Regions from separate parts of the Mus musculus genome. Here region 1 is linked to region 2. The links are chromatin contacts, found by Hi-C in ENCODE. All regions are on one chromosome and are shown on one strand. The core of a region is the stretch at or near the end of the contact, and the rest is flanking DNA. Distances in the headings are between cores, read along the strand shown. Region 1 overlaps Ssh2 (slingshot protein phosphatase 2). Region 2 overlaps Abr (active BCR-related gene).

Region 1 (5,897 bases), core at 1,539-4,038, 900 kb after region 2:
ACATTACATCTACTTCCTGAAACTTTCTTTTTAAAAAGAACAAACTTTTTTTTTTATTTTTACGTGTTTTGTTTGCATTTATATATGTGTACCACATGAATGCCTGGGGTCTGAGGAGGCCAGAAAAGGGCATCAGATCCCCTGGAACTGGAATTATAAATGGTTGTAAGATGCTATGTGGATGCAGAGAACCAAACCCCAGTCCTCTGTAAGAGCAGCCAGTGGTTTTAACCACTGAGCTATCTTTCCATCCCTGAAACATTCATGTTCTCATAAATGATCCATTTCTTTCTGTGTATGGTTCATTATAAAACAGAATTTCTGGTTCAACCAACATTTAGTCATTTGGCCAGGTGTGTATTGCTTTGTTTTGTTTCCTTAACATTCTTGCTTGGTCAGAGGCGACCACCCTGACCACATTCCTCAAAGATTGTTTCATTATCTACATAGCTAAGTATTTTCTCTCTTCCCTTAGTTGACCTTTTGCTTTATGTACTTTGCCTGAGAAGAAACTGCCAGTTAACAAATGCCATGCTTTAGGAAGTGATTTTGATCTGAAGGGTTTGGCAAGGGGTGTTTGCCCAAAGAACACAGTGCTCTTTCCCCCCGTTAGTGCAGCTAAAATGCTACTATCATTCCCAGCAGAACTTGCAGTTCTTCATACCAACCCAACTAGCCTGGCCTCCCAAATGATAGCTGTTTATCATCACATTACCTTCATCCCTCTCACTCGATACTTTAAAATTCTCTGGAGAGAGCTGGAGAGATGGCTCAGTGGTTAAGAGCACTGGCTTCTCTTCCAAAAGACTGGAGTTCAATTCCCAGCACCCACGTGGCAGCTCACAGCTATCTGTGATTCTAGTTCCATGGGATCTGACACTCTCACACAGACATACACGTAGGAAGAGCACCAATGCAAAAATCATTCAATAAATAAATAAAATACTTTTAAAAAATTCTCTGTAGAAAAGAAACTATATTTCATCTATTATATTGTCCTAAAACTAGAGTAATGAAAGAATTTTTCAGAGCAGGGGCGTTCACATCAGATCTTGAATCTGAGGCTTACTGCTTGCTGTATGATCTTGGACATATAATATTGTGACCTCCTCCAATGCCTAAAAGTAAACTAGAACCAAACATAGTACTAGACTGTGTTATAAAGGTACAATGAAGTACTTAGGGCCCAGCAGCTAGTGTGAAGCCAGGTTAACTATTGCTAACTCACTTCGTGTAAGTAACCAGGAATGCCTCTCCCTTGATGAGCAGTAATCTTATGACAAAGAGAAGCAGCCGTTCTTCAGCTTCATTCTGATTAAGACTGAAGAGCACTATCACTGTCACACTTCATCAGGAAAACAATCCTCTAAGCACTGTTTTATCATCTTTAGATCAAGAAGGATTTTCTCTGTCTTTTTTTCTATTTTAGCATAGGGATTTTTAAGTCCTCTGGGCTTTGTATCTGAATTAAATTCAGGTCATCAGGGTGGCAGCAAAACACCTTTACCTAACATTAAACCACCAGGCTGGCCCCTCAGAAAAGATTTTTTAAAACATCGCCATCTGCTGAATCTTTGAACAGTTATGTCAATATCAGTGTTTGACAAACACTGATATTGTCATAACTAGATATCTTCCTATCTGGGAAGATCACTACACTTCTTACCGCACACTGAAGTACATGAAATTAAATTTACGTATAATTTTATTCAGATAAAAGGGTTTAATTTGGCTCATTGAAACCCTGAATGATCACAGATTGTGTGGTGTTTCTGTTCATCTTTGATAGTATGATTTACTTTACTACCACGAATACACTCAGGAATAATAACTAGTCAGCACTTCTCATCCATGCTCCCTCTTTTACCAGCAGTATGCCACTTGTGATCACTGAGGACTTTGTATCTAGGGCCATGGAATAAAGAGAATGAGATGTGTCATCTAGAGTATATTGAGTGTCACTCTCAGAGATCCTTTGTCACACTTAAGGGACAGTCTTCTGCCTGACCCAGCTGGATCTGCTGTGCATTTTTTGAAATTTATGCAAATGACCCAAATAGAAAAACTGGTTTCCCTTATGCCCTATGAGGTATGATCTCTGATCTGTTTGTACAAATTTGTATTACTGTCCCCACAGCCAGCCTGTGCAGTGCTGGGAATCAAAACTCAGAGCTTTGGGCATGCTAGACAAGTGCTTTTCAAACTGAGCTATGTCCCCAGACTCCTCTTTCCTCTCTAATCATGAATAGATAGGGTCCAAACAGCTTTGAATTAACTTAAGATAATTGTCCCTGCCATTACCCTTGTGAAAGTACTTACATACATTTTGAAAAGCACATTTAACTGCTTACCAAAAAGAATGAACATAGATATTCTTTAAAGCATAAGCAACAAAAGGACAGTAAGACAGAACTTCCCAAACCAGGAAGTTAGACTACTGTTTGTCAGAGAAACTACTGTGTCTCAAAAGGCATGGCTGGAGCATGCTCTGCTGTTAAGCTCCACTCAGCAAGTGCTTCCTTTGCACACATAGATAACTGCTTTGTTTACTGGAAACCAACATGATCAAAGCTGGTAATTTTGCCTAGTGAGTAGGTAGACTATTTAACTGTTTTGTTTTTTCATTTAGTAAAGGAGACAGTTGCTGTGTTGGCAGAAGTGTGAATTTCATTTCCTGTCTGTGGTGTACCCCATTCATCCTGTCACTCAGACATTTTGTCTTAGATTGTTCCCGTAATGGCAGTGAGACTGGTCCACAACACAGTGACATGTGCACACCACGGATGTAACAAGAGACAGGGCTTGCGCAACAAACCACAAGAGAGCAGTGCTTTTTTTAAAGATGAAAACAAAACAAAATCAGGGCAGCCTCTCCTAGCCAATAGTCAGGTTTTTAAAATGAAATCTATAAATTATGGTGTTTGTTTTTTTAAAAATGTATCCAATCTCTCTGACTGGTCACAACCTCAAAAGTTTTATCAATCTTATATCACTTTATTGAAGCATGAGATTGAGCCATAAGTGAGCATTATAAAGTTGATTTCAGCCTGCCTACTCATTTACCATAAACAATGTCATTTTATGACCCATTAATCTACCATATACGTAGAGTTCTATAGCATTTATTTTGAGTCAGGGTCTCATGATGTAGCCCTTGGTGTCCTGTAACTTGCCATGTAGACCAGGACCTGTCCTCACAGAGATGGGCTCAACCAGTGTGCTCAGTGATGGAACCGTGCAAAGAGCTGGGGGTAAACTAGGAGGAATTTATTAGTTACCACAAATCTTTTGAGCACTTAATGAATTTCTGGAAGGGTTTCTTGTGCTGAGGATACAATGATGAGCAAGGTTAGGTCCTTGCATCCAAGGAACTTATGTGCTAATAACTACAATCGATAACACACATGAATAAATGTTTTAGTTCATGAAAATATCCTGAAAGGAAGAAAACAGGACAACAGGATAGATGTATTGGGATAAAGGACAAGAGGGATGGTGGTAGTAAAGCTGAGATTTAAACACTTACCAGTTCAGAAGACTCAGGTAGAGATAGTTAAGTACAAGGCCTGGAGAAGGGGCCTTGAGTACTGAAGAGGCGGAAGAGGGGAACCAGGGTAGTTCACAGTAAACAAGCAGAGGTGGGCAGCATAAGGGCAGAGGTAACTTGCTTCACTGCAAGCTGTTCTGTGGGCCTCACAGACCAAGCTATATAGACTGACTCTTCATTCTTAAATACGAAGGAAAGACACATTAACAGAGTTTTACACAGCAATGCTATAATCTGGATATACTTTAAAGCACTCTGGCTGCTATTTGCTAAGAGAGTAACAAAACTACCAAAAGGCTTTTTGCTAGTACAGTTTCTGAGATTTGGTTTACACTAGAGACAAAGTAAAGAGAACAAAGATAGAAAATTAGCTGTGAACTAAAGCTAGAAAGTGATAGAAATATGGGTGTTCATAATGTTCTTCCTAGTTTAAAAATATTTATTTATTTTGTGTGTGTGTGCCTATGTGTATGTATATATATATATATATATATATGTGTGTGTGTGTGTGTGTGTGTGTGTGTGCCTATGTATATGTATGTATATGTGTGTGTGTATATATATATATGCACCAGGTGTGTACAAGTGCTGGAGGAAGCAAGAAGAGGTTAGAGCCCCTGGAATTGGAGTTATGGGAGTTGTGAGCTCATTAATATGGGCTTCAGGAGCTAAACTTGAGTTATCTACAAGACAGCAAAGAACTTTTAACCCTCAAAGCATCTCTCCCACCTTGCTACCCCTGCACACATACATACATACACACACACACACACACACTACTTTTGTATAAGTTTGAAAGGTTTTGTTTTGTTTTTGCTTGGTTAAATGGTTTGGTCTGAGATGTTCTTACTATGTAGACCAGGCTGTCCTCCAGTTTATATTTGCCTGCCTCTGCCTCCTGAGATCTGGGATTAAAGGCATTCACCACCATGCCCAGCTGTTTGACAACTTGTATTAAAAAGCTTTTTTTTTAAGATTTATTTATTTATTTATTTATTTATTTATTTATTATATGTAAGTACACTGTAGCTGTCTTCAGACACTCCAGAAGAGGGCGCCAGATCTCGTTACAGGTGATTGTGAGCCACCATGTGGTTGCTGGGATTTGAACTCAGGACCTTCGGAAGAGCAATCAGTGCTGTTAACTGCTGAGCCATCTCTCCAGCCCCCAAAAAGCTTTTATTACAGAATAAACACTAAGGTGTATTAGCACATGTCTATAATACCAACACAGAAGAGGTAGAGGTGGGAGGAAGAGAAGAACAGTCGTTATTATAAACTATGCAGGGTGAGTGTAGCCATCCCAAGTGATGTGATATTCTACTTAAGAAACTAAACAAACCCTCTTTCATTTCTAACAAAAAATTTACCATACAGCTTCTGTGTATACAAGTCAGTATAGTAATGCTAGAAAAATGGTTGGAAAGTAATTGTGGTTCAATACAACACTGTCTTAAAGAACTATTGGCTGGATATGATGGCTCACACCTTGATCTCAACACTTGGAAAATGGAGACAAGAAGATTCATTCAGATTCATCCTTGGCTACATAGCAAGTTCAAGGCCAGCATGGCTACATGAGATTCTAGCTCAGAAAACTAGGGGTGTAGCTAAGATCCAGTTAAATCAGCAAAGGTGACTCTCTCAATAAAATTGCTTTTTAAAAACCAAAGCAAAAATAGTGTAAGAAGGAAATGTAGGGCAGTAGTGGTACATCCCTTTAATCCTAGCACTTGGGAGGCAGAGGCATGCGGATCTCTGAGTTCAAGGCCGGATTGGTCTACAGAGTGAGTTCTAGGACAGGCAAGAATACACAGAAAGACCCTGTCTCCACCCTCTACACCCCCCCTCCAAAAAAAGAAGAAGGAAATGGCAACTATGGACCAGTCATAATGATACGGGGATAAGAGGGCAGATCCAAGGTAGGTTTGAGAGTACAGCCCATGGGATTCACAGATGGATTAGAGACATATTGTGGGGGTGGAGGGAGGTAAAAAGACACCCAGGCTGACATGACTGTTCAGTATTTGTCCCAAACAACTTTGTAGATGAATCTATGGATCAGTTGTAAGGAGAGGCTTAAGAGTTTAGAGGATAAAATGTTCTGTAGATATCTGTTAGATCCATTTGTTTCATAACTTCTGTTAGTTTCACTGTGTCCCTGTTTAGTTTCTGTTTCTATGATCTGTCCATTGGTGAAAGTGGTGTGTTGAGGTCTCCCACTATTACTGTGTGAGGTGCAATGTGTGCTTTGAGCTTTACTAAAGTTTCTATAATGAATGTGGCTGCCCTTGTTATTTGGAGCATAGATATTCAGAATTGAGAGTTCCTCTTGGAAGATTTTACCTTT
Region 2 (5,538 bases), core at 1,370-3,869:
GCTGAGGCAGGAGGATTGCAGGCCAGCCTGGGCAACACAGTGAGAGCCAGTCTCAAAAAAGAAACCAATGTTAGCTCAGAGAGGAACGGGTACATACATGCCACCCTCCTACTTTCCACATCCGTGGCAGACATGCAGACATTACTAAGCGAGCGTGATGATCTTTCCCACTGAGTGTGGTTTTGGTCACAAGACTCTTTCTCAATGCCTGTTGACATGAAAATGAAAGCAGCTAGTCATCCTTGCTCATCTATACCAAGATCACCAGCACCCTCAGTGGAAGGGGCAGTGACTGTCCCTGGCAGTGACTGGGCAATGGCCCAGCAAGAGACAGGGTGTAGAAATATGGACAGGGAAGGCACACATAGGCAAGGGAGAACAGCCTACAACCTTAAGGCAGTATGGAAAGGGTTTCCCTGCAGACCTGGGAGCAGTGGGAGACGACAGAGTCAGCATGGACTCACCAGAGCTGTCAGCGACACACAGGATGAGGCTGTGGGCCGACTAAGGAGAGAAGCATTCCAGGAGAGAGTGTGAGAGTTAACAGCTGAGGTGCTGGGCCGTGAGATCACCTACACCGAGGGAAGCAGAGCTACCAATGGCTCCTTCAGTGCTATGACAGCCAACCTGGGTTCATCACAGAGGCCAGCCTTCCATCCTAACTGTACTCCATCTTCCTGATGACAGTGGCTAAGCCCAAGTCTCATATATCCAGACAATGTCCAACTGTTGACTTTCTTTGTCCTCTACATTCTACAAAGTCCGGAAACAAGACAAAGCCAGGCCCAAGAAGACCCACTGACCCTCCTGGCACTAGAACCAAGTAACCTTTAGTAACAGGTTCTTGCTAAAAAACAGGATGGGATTCAATCTTGGTCAGGGCAGGCAGTATGGGCTGCAGCCAGAGTCTGCCATTTACTAGTTGGAAGCAAGTCACTCCCCATTTCTGGGTGTATCATCTCTTTACTAGCAGGCTCATGTGTGGGACTGAAGTGGTATTACCTTCTCAAAAGAACCAATAGGAAGAGTGAATCTCAAAAGTCACACATTACATAGAATATCTAGGGGTTGGAGATGACTCAGTGGTTAAGACTGCTTCCTGCTCTTGCAAAGGACATGGGATCAGTCCTTAGCACCCACATGGTAGCTCACAACCACCTGTAACTCCAGTTCCAGGGGATCTGACATCCTCTTCTTGCCTCTAGTTTGAGCATGCATGCAGTGCACATAAACTCATGAAGACACATACATATAAAGATGGTAAATAAATCTTCAAAAAATAATAAAGAGCCGGGTGTGGTGGTGCACACCTTTGATCCCAGCACTCGGGAGGCAGAGGCAGGCAGATTTCTGAGTTTGAGGCCAGCCTGGTCTACACAGTGAGTTCCAGCCCAGCCAGGGCTACACAGAGAAACCCTGTCTCAAAAAACGAAAAAAATAATAATAATAATAAAGAGGGGTTGGGGATTTAGCTCAGTGGTAGAGCACTTGCCTAGCAAGTGCAAGGCTCTGGGTTCTGTCCTCAGCTCTGAAAATAAATAAATAAATAAATAAATAAATAAATAAATAAATAAAGTTTCTAGTACCTACTTGGCATCTAGAAGGCAGCTAATATTATTATTCATCCTTTGAATAAAGAACCAAGTGCCAAATATAAGACCAATCCCCAACCCCCACTGGTGTGCCTGGAACACATACCGTCCCAGTCCTCATGGTGTTTCCAGTCTAGCAGAGGAGACAAAGGAAACACAAGTAAATGATCAAACATGAAATGATACATACCAGTAAGTTCGATGAAGAAAATAAGGAGGGGACCACCTAAGGCAGGGTGGGGAGGTGGCTCCTCCAAAGAGGGGAGGGACCCTTACTCTGAGATAGCCATGGGGCCAGAGAGAATTGTTCTCATCAAGATTTCCTTGAAGACTGAACTGGAGTCAGAACCAGGCTTGGTGAGAGACAAGGCCTGAAGGCCACTAAGACTATGTACAGTGCACATATACAGGAAGAGGAGGGCTGAGCAGGGCTGGATGGAGCACAGGAGTGTGTTTATGCAGAGGGGAGTATGGCTTTGACAGCACGGCTGGCCATGCAATGACCCAGCATTCTGCAGAGCAGTGAGTGACAGCAGCCCAGCACTCAGGCGATCATTTTGGTGACCCATGATCTCCTTTCTTGAGAACATTAGATGCTATTTGAAAAATGGACTGAAACAAACCAAGCAACTTGGTGGCCAGCATGAAGCCGGACATTTCCCAACTTGGATGTACTGGAGCAGCTAAGGAAAGGCTTTGTGGAGGAGGTACCAGTTAAAGTAATGGGGCCTTGAAGCTGGTGAGATCTGAGCAGGAGGAGAGCTGCGGGGTCACACAGGCAAGGCAGCAGGAGGAACTAGGAGGAAGGCACAGCGTGCTCCCATGCCCAGGTGAAAGGATACAGGGGACTTCCCTTCAGATGTGACATAACATCTCCATCTAATCCAATGGACAGGTACAAATTGCCTTGGAGCCCCAAAGCCACTCATCCTGTGCCTTGGCACAATCCCCAGGTGGAGGGCATAAAGGAAAGAGGAGAACAGCTCTGGGAAGGCCGAGACTTCTCAGAAGCGACTGCTGGGGAAGCACACACTGGTCAACCTCCGCCGAGACAGGCCCAACAGCCCTGCTTCCTCCTGAACTTCCCACTGTCTGTGAAAGGGGAAGAAAAGCGCTCTCACCAGGGCCAGTCACATGGGCCAGCCTGCCTGAAACTTTCTCACCAGATGAAGGACTGACTTTTTTGCTCTCATCTCCATTATCCATGGTGAAGGGGGATGGTCTGGCTGGTCCTTAGTAAGTTACTTTTTATCTGAAGACTCACATACAGGCTCAAAGGCCAGGCTCCTCTCACTGAGCTTGAGCCAACATTGATATTAGGACCAGGGAGCTAGCACATCAGCTACCTCCGTCCTCCTCCCTGGTCCAGCTTATGGCAAGGATTAGAGAGAAGCTGTCAAAAGAATTCTTACAGAGAACCCCTGGGTGGTCTCAACTCCCACCCTGGGAGCTTCACTTAAAGGTGGGAGTTAGCCAGTTCTGCCCTCACACAGTCATGTCTGCCGTGTCCTCTAGCAAAGTAGCCTTTCGAAACAGGGGAAAGAAATCTGCCCACTTCCTCTACCTCCTACCCCTGAAGGCTTGGCCCTGTCAGGCACATTTACTATCGCAGCCCTGGTTACTTCTTGGCGCTCACAGAGGAGGTGTAGTTAACCTATCACATAAACAAGCAAGCTGAGGTGCCCTAGGACTATGAACTCCGACAGAAACAGCCACAGTGAAAGGCTAAGAGAAGGTGGCAATTGGGCTAGCTGTGGCAAACTATGACCCCAAGGTGGGATGGGCTGTAGGCAACAATCCACACTTACTCACTCGGTGCCTGTGCAGAGCTACAGCCCATTTAGTTCTCTTTCTTTTAGAGCCCCAGCCCCTAAAGCTGAGCTCTCAGACCCCAGGAGTTACAGAAGCTCACTATTCCTTCCAGAAAGTTACTAAACCTGGCCCCTGGGTGCTGGCCGGGGAACAGAGGCCCCTATGTGGCTTTCCTGTCTGTGCAATGTTTCTGCCAGTGTGTACAGTCTTAAGTACATAGGCCTAGTCCTTTGCATACCAGGAAGTACTGAGGAGAAAAGAGACACTTTGCACTGAGAAGTCAATTTCCATTTTTAAGTCACTCCCTGGGGGATAAGGGATCTGTTGTTAGGAGACAGTGGGGGAGAAAGCCAGAGAAACAGTTTCACCTCTAAGCTGGACCACCCAGGAAAAGCAGAGCTGGGCCTCAGGAGGGCTCCTGATAAGCGGAGGGAGGGATTGAGTCCTTATCTTTGAGCTTTATCCTCTGAGCCGGAGGCTGGGGAGGGTCCAGCCCCACCCCCTCCCTAGGCCTTCCAGCAACAAACCTTCCTACCAGCCTCTCTTCCTTCTGAGAGGCCAGAGTGAACAAGTTGGGAGTGGTAGGGTGTGTGTGTGAGTGTGTGGATGCGATCACACAGTTGTGCCTGTGGGGTAGAAGCTCTTTAGGAAGGCACATCAGGGAAGCTCTGCCCTGGTTCCTAAATCTATCTCTGTCCAGAGGAGAACATCTGATGAAGGAAAATGGAATGTGAGAGGCGTGTCGCAGCTCAGGGGTACCTCCTCCTCCTTCTTTGGGGTATCTGGGGGAGGGGTACTGACAAGAACACAAAAGCCTGAAGCTTGCTGCTGAGATTATAGGCATAAACCACTATACTTGGCAAGACACTGATTTTCAAACCCACTGTCACCAAGAACACAAGAAGCAAAAGCAAGAAGACAGTTCCAAGTCTGGGCTCAGGCTGATCTACATAGCAAGACCCAAAACAAAACCAAACTCTCAAAACAAAACCAAAAGGAACACAGGAGCCTAAATCTGTCTCTGCTCAGCTCAGGAGGAAACAGTAAAAATGCCAGGTAACACTGAGGCCCTTCCCAAGAGCTGAATACAATTCACTATCTTTGCAACAGTCCCACACAGAGAGTACTACTTGTGAACCCAGCCTATAGATGGAAAAAATGAGGTATGGCACGATCGTCTCACTTCATGAAGGCAAGGTGTGAAGTGGGGCTCTCAGTCAGGCATCTGGTCCCTTTCAGATCTGCATTCTGCCAGTGATGCAGTTTTGGTTACAGCACACCCCAGGCCTGTCTGCCTTTTATCTTTAGTAGCCTGTACAGTACTGGGTCCCAAAGGATCAACCCAAAGCGGGAAGGTACCAACTCTCTTGCTACCATCAGCTACCTATGGTTATCCATGCTCTGAAAACAGTGTGTCTGCACTCTTCAAGGCAGAGGCCAGAGGCCATGTTACATGACTTTGCTACACGACTTTCATTATGGTATATGGCCACCATCGCGCATGTTCATTATTGTTAATATCTTATTGTACCTAATTTGTCTATAAGTTTGTATTCTTAATAATAATAAACACAGTATATCTAGGATTCAGTACTATCCAAGGCATTGCAGGCATCCATTATGGGTCTTGAAATAGATTCTCCACAGAAGGGAGACAACTATACCATCTTCAAATAAGAAGCTAAGGATCGGAGAGTTTATACAAAACTTTTTGAAGACAGTGGGTTTGTTTGTTTGAGACAAGGTCTCATTTTTGTTTTGTTTTGAGACAAGGTCTCATTATCTAGCTCAGGCTGGCCTCTAACTCACGATTGGTCTAGCCTCAGCCTACAGAGTATTGGGATTACAAATACACACTCTCACATCTAGCAACACAGTGGGTTTTGAATCCATAAAACATTTAAAAAATAATGTAGTGGACCCTCACATTAGTATAACTTTAGCACTTGAGAGGTGGATGTAGAGAATCAAGTGTTCAAAGCCAGCCTCAGCTACAGAGTGAGTTCAAGGCCAGTCTGGGTTACATGAGAAAGAGACAAAGGAAGGGTAGGGAGAAAAGGGGTGGATAAAAGAAAGATAACGTGCCCCTGTGTATCATCTAGACACACATTCTGACAGCACCTACCCTTCACTG

Evidence for each region. Hi-C counts contacts between places; a loop is a spot of excess contacts on that map.
Region 1: a map of T-helper 2 cell shows a loop between it and region 2 (4-fold over the local background). The contact joins two enhancer-like sites. A Hi-C loop is called at or near these places in 2 of 37 maps with a recorded cell type or tissue (T-helper 17 cell and T-helper 2 cell).

What each region holds. Positions count from the first base shown.
Region 1 is chr11:77,383,794-77,389,690 of GRCm38, forward strand. The region is part of intron 2 of Ssh2 (slingshot protein phosphatase 2); the gene reads left to right. Among named protein-coding and RNA genes, the nearest start is that of Coro6, 77 kb to the right of the region's middle. Within about 2 kb of position 2,789, at least 2 of the 3 ENCODE cell types and tissues checked have a DNase peak (open chromatin) inside an H3K27ac peak, as active enhancers do.
Region 2 is chr11:76,479,697-76,485,234 of GRCm38, forward strand. All of the region lies in intron 3 of Abr (active BCR-related gene), which reads right to left. Among named protein-coding and RNA genes, the nearest start is that of Timm22, 75 kb to the left of the region's middle. Within about 2 kb of position 2,620, at least 1 of the 3 ENCODE cell types and tissues checked has a DNase peak (open chromatin) inside an H3K27ac peak, as active enhancers do.